Linked DNA regions of Homo sapiens: region 2 is linked to region 1. Evidence: read pairs that join two places in POLR2A ChIA-PET (ENCODE). Cell type or tissue: PC-9. All regions are shown on one strand.

Region 1 (4,000 bases):
AGCACACACACAACCTTCTCATCCTAGGTTGGATGGTCTCATCCACATACACTTTCACTTACACTTCCCAACTGATGATTCCCCTCTCCCCCAAACTTTCAATTCTGGATGAGACTCTTCTCCTGAACCACAGACCCATCTATCCAAATGTCTATTGTCAATGTCTACCAGGATAAATAACCCATAGGCTCCATCAATTTCAACATGTCAAACTGAACCTATTATTTTCTCTTTGAATCCTCTTTCTCCTGTGTTCTTCACTCAGGTTCCAGGTACCACCAACTCTCATCCCCCAAGCCAGAGATCCCCAAAGACTCCTCCTGGGCTCCCACTTTACCACCCTTCCCAACAGTCCCCTCGAATAATATAGTCAATCACCAGGACATTTTCATTCTCTCTCAAATATCCCTAGATCAAGCTCAAGGCATCTAATCACCCTATAATCCTAGACTATTATGACTGCTCCTCTCTCTTCCTGGAATTTAATTTCCTAATCCACTCAAAAATCCTGTTTGATTCCCCTTTTCAACTTTTTAGCATACATTAATAGCACCAAATTACAGAAATAAACAAATCCAACAATTGAAAAGCTACTTTTTGCAACCTTATTTCCTCGAAACACCCCAAAGCTTGAAAAGGATAACACCTAAATTCCTATTTGCAAACTCTCTTTATACAGAGATGCAAATATACCAACTTTGATGTTAAAGCAAGTTTCTAATATTAAGATATCAATAAAGTGATATACTAGGCAAGATGCCTTGCTTCAGTATTAATAAGCCATTTGTATAAGGCTAAGTGATCTACTCCCTCTGTACTTAGATTTTCTCCTCAGTGAAAGATCAATTTTCTTAGCATCATTTTTCAGCTCTAAAGTCCATGAGTTTATCAAAAGTTGCAGTTGTGTATAATAGGGGGTACAAATCATACAATGCTAACACTTGAGGAACCCTTAAGGGGTTATCAAGATTCTTAGATTTTTTAAAAAAAACTAGAAGGATAAACTATAAATCATTCCTAATCTCTTCCATCCCACTGTAGCCCCCATTTTACAGAAAGGAGAAATTGTTTAAAGGGAATAACATTTGTAGGATTCCTGTGATTTAAACACTAATTGTGGTCCCATAGGCATTTCCCCGATCTAAAAATGGGAACAAAAGAACTTAACTTAAGCCGGGCGCAGTGGCTCAAGCCTGTAATCCCAGCACTTTGGGAGGCCGAGGCAGGCAGATCACGAGGTCAGGAGATCGAGACCATCCTGGCTAACACGGTGAAACCCCGTCTCTATTAAAAATACAAAAAAAAAAATTAGCCAGGCGCGGTGGCAGGCGCCTGTAGTCCCAGCTATTCGGGAGGCTGAGGCAGGAGAATGGCATGAACCCGGGAGGTGGAGCTTGCAGTGAGCTGAGATCGCGCCACTGCACTCTAGCCTGGGCGACAGAGCGAGACTCTGTCTCAAAAAAAAAAAAAAAAGAACTTAACAGGGCTGTTGTAAGTATTAAATGAAATAAATATAAGTACTCAAAACAGTACCTAGCATATAGCAAATGTTCAGTAAGAGTTACCTATTATTGGCCAGGTGCGGTGGCTCACGCCTGTAACCCCAGCACTTTGGGAGGCCAAGGCGGGCGGATCACCTGAAGTAGGGAGTTTGAGACCAGCCTGACCAACATGGAGAAACTCCATCTCTACTAAAAATACAAAATTAGCCGAGTGTAGTGGCGCATGTCTGTAATCCCAGCTACTAAGGAGGCCGAGGCAGGAGAATCACTTGAACCCGAGAGGCGGAGGTTGCAGTGAGCCAAAATCGCACCATTGCACTCCAACCTGGGCAACAAGAGTGAAACTCCATTTCAAAAAAAAAAAAAAAGAGTTACCCATTATTATAATTGGAAACCCTCCAAAACACAAATATAAACAGACTCAGAAAAGACTTCTTAATTTAAAAAATCTAAACCACTTTGCAGCAGCTTTAGGGAAAGTGTTCCATTCTGCACACACTTAGGGAATAGGACCTTTTACTAAGTCATCACCCAGTGCTATTACTGAGAGGTCAGCTTCTTCATGAGGTTGCAGTATTCATGTGAAAATTGACCTTTGGGTCAACCATTCAGATCTCAGATCACCCAATCAATAAAATAAATACGGTATTTTTTTTTTAAGAGACAGGTCTCGCTATGTTGCCCAGGCTGTAGTGCAGTGGCCATTCACAGGAACAATCATAATGCACTCCAGCCTCGAACTTCTGACTCAAGCAATCCTCCTGCCTCAGCCTTCCCAGTAGCTGGAACTATAGATGCACACCATCACACCAGCTTGTTAAAGCACTACAGATACTAGTATACCCTGCCCCGCTAAAATCACACTCTTACATAACGCATGTTTCTTTACAGTTTTTGATACCTATTATAAGTTCCACAGGCTTAGAAGTTCCTCTTCTAGCATTAACATACATTAGCACAAACATAAGGTTAGAATTGCATCCCTACTTCCCCACAGCTCAACTGGACTTCCAGAGTAAGAGATGATTATTTGGTATACAGCTGTTCTGAGTTTAACAATCTTCTCTCTGAATATGCCTCACATTCCTGAATAAGTCACAGTGACCATACTATTCAAAAAGTAAATACTAAGGATATCAAATGAGAAGAACGTATTTGTAAGGTCAGCAAGGCAAACTTTAATACAAGCTGACCTGGAAATTGAGACTGTATAGACACATTGGTTACTTTCAGTCCCTACCATGTTAAGGCTCTCATGTTTCTAGTTTATATTATTCACTCTTCATCTTGTATCAAATAGTATTTAAGAGCCTAATGCTATTTTGCTTTGTTTCCTAAAAGGCATTAAGGATCAAAAGTCTCTCCCATTCCACATGGAGTTCTGCTTCCATGTCACATGCCCAGGGCCAGCATTTTTAAGCAAGGGTCTCTTTGCTTCCTTGTCTCCCCATTGGCAAGGATTTGTCCTAAACCTCACAACAGCATCTTTCTCCAACATCACAAATTGGCTTTGGACTTTGCTCTTCTCCTTAGAAATACATAAAGGCATCTTTAAAAAATAAATAAATAGGCCAGGCGCGGTGGCTCACGCCTGTAATCCCAGCCCTTTGGGAGGCCGAGGCAGGCGGATCACGAGGTCAGGAGAACGAGACCAGCCTGGCCAATATGGTGAAACCCCGTCTCTACTAAAAATACAAAAAATTAGCCGGGCGTGGTGGTGGGCGCCTGTAGTCCCAGCTACTCGGGAGGCTGAGGCAGGAGAATGGCGTGAACCCAGGAGGCGGAGGTTGCAGTGAGCCAAGATCGCGCCACTGCACTCCAGCCTGGGTGACAGAGCGAAACTCCGTCTCAAAAAAATAAATAAATAAATAAATAAAAATCATGACCAGTTAAGGAAAAAAAAAGTCAAGATTTTTAAACAAGCAATTTTCAAAGACCATACTTGTCTCCACGGCTAAAATTGAAGTCTGGCTTTAATTCTTGCATCTACCATTAAAACACAGTCTCCTAAATACTAGACTCCTTAAGGTACAAATGGCCCTTTGTATCCTCTACCAGAAGCTAGTGCTCAGATTCCAAGAGTGTAAGCCCTGGATCAGACACATTTGGGTCTGAGTCCCATCTCTCCCACTTAGGGGGCCAAGTCACTTAAGTTGTTCCTCCCATCTGCAAAATGAAAATAATGTTACTCTCCTTATAAGGTTGCTGCATGTAATTATCACACAGTGGGCACACAATAAATTTCAGCTCAAGAAAAAAGGAAAGGCAAACCATTAACGACAAAATTTTCAGAGAAAGACACTAGTCACACCCAAGTACTAATTAGGCTAATACTGCACATCAATATAATTGTTAAATCACAACTCAGCGAAGAAATCAGTTGAGACCAAAACTTTCTAACAAGAACATAAACAGTTCAACATATCCTCTAAGAACGAGAGAAAAATTAAGTTTTTGTGTGTGTGATTTACAATTTAAATGGTAAAAATTCTTCTAGA
Region 2 (4,000 bases), 110 kb after region 1:
CGGGCAGTGCTCTGTCCCCTGACTGTGGCCACCCGCCCAGGCCCCGTGAAGTTCTGCCGCTTCTCCCCTGATGGCCACCTCTTCGCCAGCGCCTCCTGTGACTGCACTGTCCGCCTGTGGGATGTGGCAAGAGCGAAGTGTCTGCGGGTCCTGAAGGGTGAGTGAGCTGGGAGCCAAGCAGCCAGGCCAGCGTTCCCTTTCAGATGGTGCTGTGTCCTGTGTCACGTCACCTTTCCACCTTCCCCGACCCCGGGCTGGTGCCTGCAGGTCACCAACGGAGTGTGGAGACGGTCAGCTTCAGCCCTGACTCGAGACAGCTGGCATCAGGTGGCTGGGACAAGCGGGTGATGCTCTGGGATGTGCAGGTACGTTGAGGGGCTGGGGCCACCAGTCTGGGATTCAAGGACCAGTTCCAGAGAGGATGTCACCAGTCTTGCCCTCCCAGCTCAAACCCTCCACTGGTTCCCATGGCCCATGCCCACAGCAGGCAACCAAGGCTGCCCCCACCTGGCCACAGCCGCCTCTCCAGGCTTCCTTGCACACAGCAGCCCTCAGGCTTTTTGCACGAGGTCCCCCTTTCCTGGACTGTCAAGGCCAGGTAGCCGGCTGCCCTCTGCTGCCTTCTGCAGCTCAGGGCTCTCTCTAGTCCGGCCAGATGCTGCGCCTCTTAGTTGGGCACCGTGACTCCATCCAGAGCAGCGACTTCTCACCCACGGTGAACTGCCTGGTGAGCCTACCCTCTGCCCTGGGCCCCACCTCAGTGGCCCCATACCCACTTGGAGCTGAGTGGTGGGAAGGGGATGGACTCTGGGTCCCGCCTAGATGCAGAGTGGGTGGAGAGCTGGCTGGGCCAGACTCACAGAAGCTGCCTGCAGGCCACCGGCTCCTGGGACTCCACCGTACACATCTGGGACCTGCGGATGGTGACCCCAGCAGTCTCCCACCAGGCGCTAGAGGGACACAGTGCCAACATCAGCTGCCTGTGCTATTCAGCATCCGGCCTCCTGGTAAGTGGGGTGTCCTGGGTTCCAGGCTGGTCCCTTGCTGGCAGCCAGGCCCTTAAGGGTCCCAGGCCACTTAGGGGCCCAGTGAGCTCACAGGCCCCAAACCCTGGGGATCAGAGCTGTCTGCTGTCCAGGCATCCGGCTCCTGGGACAAGACCATCCACATCTGGAAGCCCACAACCAGCAGCCTGCTTATCCAACTGAAGGGCCATGTCACCTGGGTGAAGAGCATAGCCTTCTCTCCCGACGAGCTGTGGCTGGCCAGCGCCGGCTATTCCCGCATGGTAACCACCCCGGGCCCATCCTGCTCCTACCTACCCATCCTCACCCCACCAGGAGCCCTCAGCACTCACTCCAGAAATGCCCACATCCCCACTTGCCCTAGCTAGGAGGGGGCAAGGGCAGGACCTGGGTGCCAGCCTCTCTTCCTAATGGCCAGCACCAAGGTTAGGGCTGGCCCATTGGTAGTTGCATTGACATTTCCATGACCCAAATGGCATCAGGCAAAAGGGAACTCCTGCTCTGAAATTTCAAATACAGCCTCCAAACAAAACCTACACCAAGAGGTTCAGATGTTTTTTGGGCCGGGGGCGGTGGCTCACACCTGTAATCCCAGCACTTTGGGAGGTGGAGGTAGGTGAATCACCTGAGGTCAGGAGTTCAGGCGAAGACTCATCTCATATTTTGTCTGGGACTTTCCTGGAGGTGGCTTCAGATGCCACAGTGGCCTGGTGAGGCTTCCTGACATGCCCCCCTCCTTTTCCAGGTCAAAGTCTGGGACTGCAACACAGGAAAGTGCCTTGAGACCCTGAAGGTAAGGCACGGCGCTGTGGCACTGAGGAAGCTGTGGACAGCTTCTCCCAAGGCAGGACTTGCCTCGAGCCCCACCTTCTACTCTTAGCAGGGAGTCCTGGATGTGGCCCACACCTGTGCCTTCACCCCAGATGGGAAAATCTTAGTGTCTGGAGCTGCCGATCAGACTAGACGTCAAATATCCCGCACGTCCAAATCACCCAGGGACCCTCAAACCTAACACCAACCACCTTAGATGGTGCCGACCTCACCCGCTCCCCTCAGTGGCGCACAGGCATGCCGCTTCTCCCCACAGACGCAAAGTGACTGTGCTGGCATCCAGCAGATCCCCATGGCCAGGACTCTCCAGGCCCCACCAGAGCAGACAACTGTGGTGGGCAGGACGCTTGCTGGAACCCATCAGACACCTGGTCCCCAAAACCAGACCCACCCACCTCCACCCAATCAGTGGAAGTGCCAGGAAACAAAGCAGTCTCAGCCAGCTGTGCTTTATTGACAATGCGCCCCTCAGGCCTTGACCGCGTACTTCCGCAGCGGGTACAGCCGCTCCTTCCGCTGCTGCTTCTTGGTCTTCAGGTTCTCCTCGTGCTTGTTGAGCCGGCGGCGCATGGCACGTGTCTTCTTAGGCCGCAGGTCCAGGGGCTTGTACTTCTTGCCCTGGGAGACAGACGGCAGGGTGAATCCAAGGACCCAGGGCTGAGGAGCTACTGCAGCAGCTAAGGGGGCTGGGGAGGGCCATCCAGAGCCACTCAGGAGGAGGCTGCCACCATGGGACTGCCAGCAGGCCACACATGTCACTAACTCAATTAATCCCCCCAAATCTAAGGCTGGTGGGACCATCCTCATTTCATGTAAGTCTGCTGACCTACTGGGCTGAGTGTCCAAGTCTTGGCAAAGCTGTGGAAGAGCCGGGGCTTGCATCTCAGTCAAGTGACTCCCAACTCAGTGCTCCTTCCACTGCCCGATTCCCAGTCACGAGGACAGTCACATGACAACCTAGTACAGGGCACGCAGCACCCACCAAGCCCCGGGGGTAGTTACCATTACCTCGGCTCTGGTTAGCAAGAGCATGCTGGGGGCTGAGGCAGTACTCTGTCCATCTGTATGCAGGGCCCACCAGCTGCTGCCTGTATGAACGTCCAGCCTCAGAGGCCTGGCTGGCCAAGGCCACTTGCCCCACCTGCTTCCGGCTTTGGGGCCCCTGCCCACAGCTGTCACAGAGCCATCATCTGTCTTTCCATCCTTGGCTCCCACTCCTGCCCCACTTGTTCTCCAGCAGGGGGTTCTAGACCATGGCAGCTCTCACTGGTCTCTCCTGTGTTCTGCAAAGGTCCCCTGGGCCCCCTTCAGGACTGGGCCCTGTGCTGGGAGCTGGCTTGGCAAAGGATCTGACCCAGTCCCTGCTCAGGGGTCCCAGCCTAGTGGGGGAAGACTGAACAGGTAACAAGTGGCCCATGGTATGGGGGATTCTGAGGTCACAGGGCCCCAGGCCCCTGCAGGTGGGCAGAGGACTGCAGAAAGATCCTGGACAATGAGGGCCAGCCCTGGAGGGTACTTGGAAGCAGGAAAGTCTTTGTCCTCCCACATCCCTCACTCCTGCTGGCATCGGCTGGGCATTCGTCCTTTTCACATTGGCTAACCCCCTAGAGTTCTGCTGTCCAACAGAGCAGCCACTAGCCACACACGTAGCTGCTGACATTAAAGGTTTACTTTTGCCACACACGTGCTAGTGTCCCCTGAACAGCTAACATAGCCACACTATGGCCCTTCTCATTTTTTTGAGATGAGGCCTCACTATGTTGCCCAGGCTACACTTTAACTCCTGGGCTCAAGCCATCCTCCTGCCTCGGCCTCCCAGTAGCTGGGGTTATAGGCCTGTGGCACTTCATCAGCCATGGCTGCTTTTCCCTTGTGTCAAATCTTCAAGTTATTCAAACACAATTTGGGTAGTGATGTGGAACCATTTTGCAGATGAAATTAAAGACCCTCATCAGGTAACTTTAGGGGAGATTATCCTGGGTAATCCCAGAAGGCCCGATCCAATCAGCTGTAAGTCTTAAGCACAGGGCTGAGGCTCCCTCCAAGTACCCACTGGGAACAGCAGCTTCAACCTGAGCCCTGAGTCCCAGCCAGCCCCCACAATCACCTATGCCCATTCTTCAGAATACATTGGATGCATGTGC

Evidence for each region. Peaks named below come from ENCODE experiments on the same cell type or tissue, not always from the same donor. Only the 100,000 strongest peaks of a DNase experiment are listed, where the experiment ranks them.
Region 2: POLR2A ChIA-PET joins it to region 1 with 6 read pairs; 11 of 35 experiments call an interaction of 5 or more read pairs at or near these places.

The regions. Positions count from the first base shown.
Region 1 is chr9:124,747,408-124,751,407 of GRCh38, forward strand. The region is part of intron 1 of NR6A1 (nuclear receptor subfamily 6 group A member 1); the gene reads right to left. It overlaps LOC124900274 (a long non-coding RNA gene), which reads right to left. Exons shown (of 2, transcript XR_007061773.1): 1 at 1-4,000. Among named protein-coding and RNA genes, the nearest start is that of NR6A1, 22 kb to the right of the region's middle. In PC-9, no CTCF peak of the experiment used is centred here; no DNase peak of the experiment used is centred here.
Region 2 is chr9:124,855,594-124,859,593 of GRCh38, forward strand. WDR38 (WD repeat domain 38) reads left to right here. Exons shown (of 9, transcript NM_001045476.3): 3 at 41-157; 4 at 268-365; 5 at 647-727; 6 at 876-1,007; 7 at 1,139-1,288; 8 at 1,771-1,818; 9 at 1,909-2,285. The coding sequence ends at 2,037. It overlaps RPL35 (ribosomal protein L35), which reads right to left. Exons shown (of 4, transcript NM_007209.4): 4 at 2,290-2,474. The coding sequence ends at 2,325. Among named protein-coding and RNA genes, the nearest start is that of WDR38, 4.1 kb to the left of the region's middle. RefSeq lists silencers at 172-340, 2,952-3,234 and an enhancer at 3,875-4,000. In PC-9, a CTCF peak has its summit at 558; a DNase peak (open chromatin) is centred at 1,708; H3K27ac peaks cover 1,889 bases.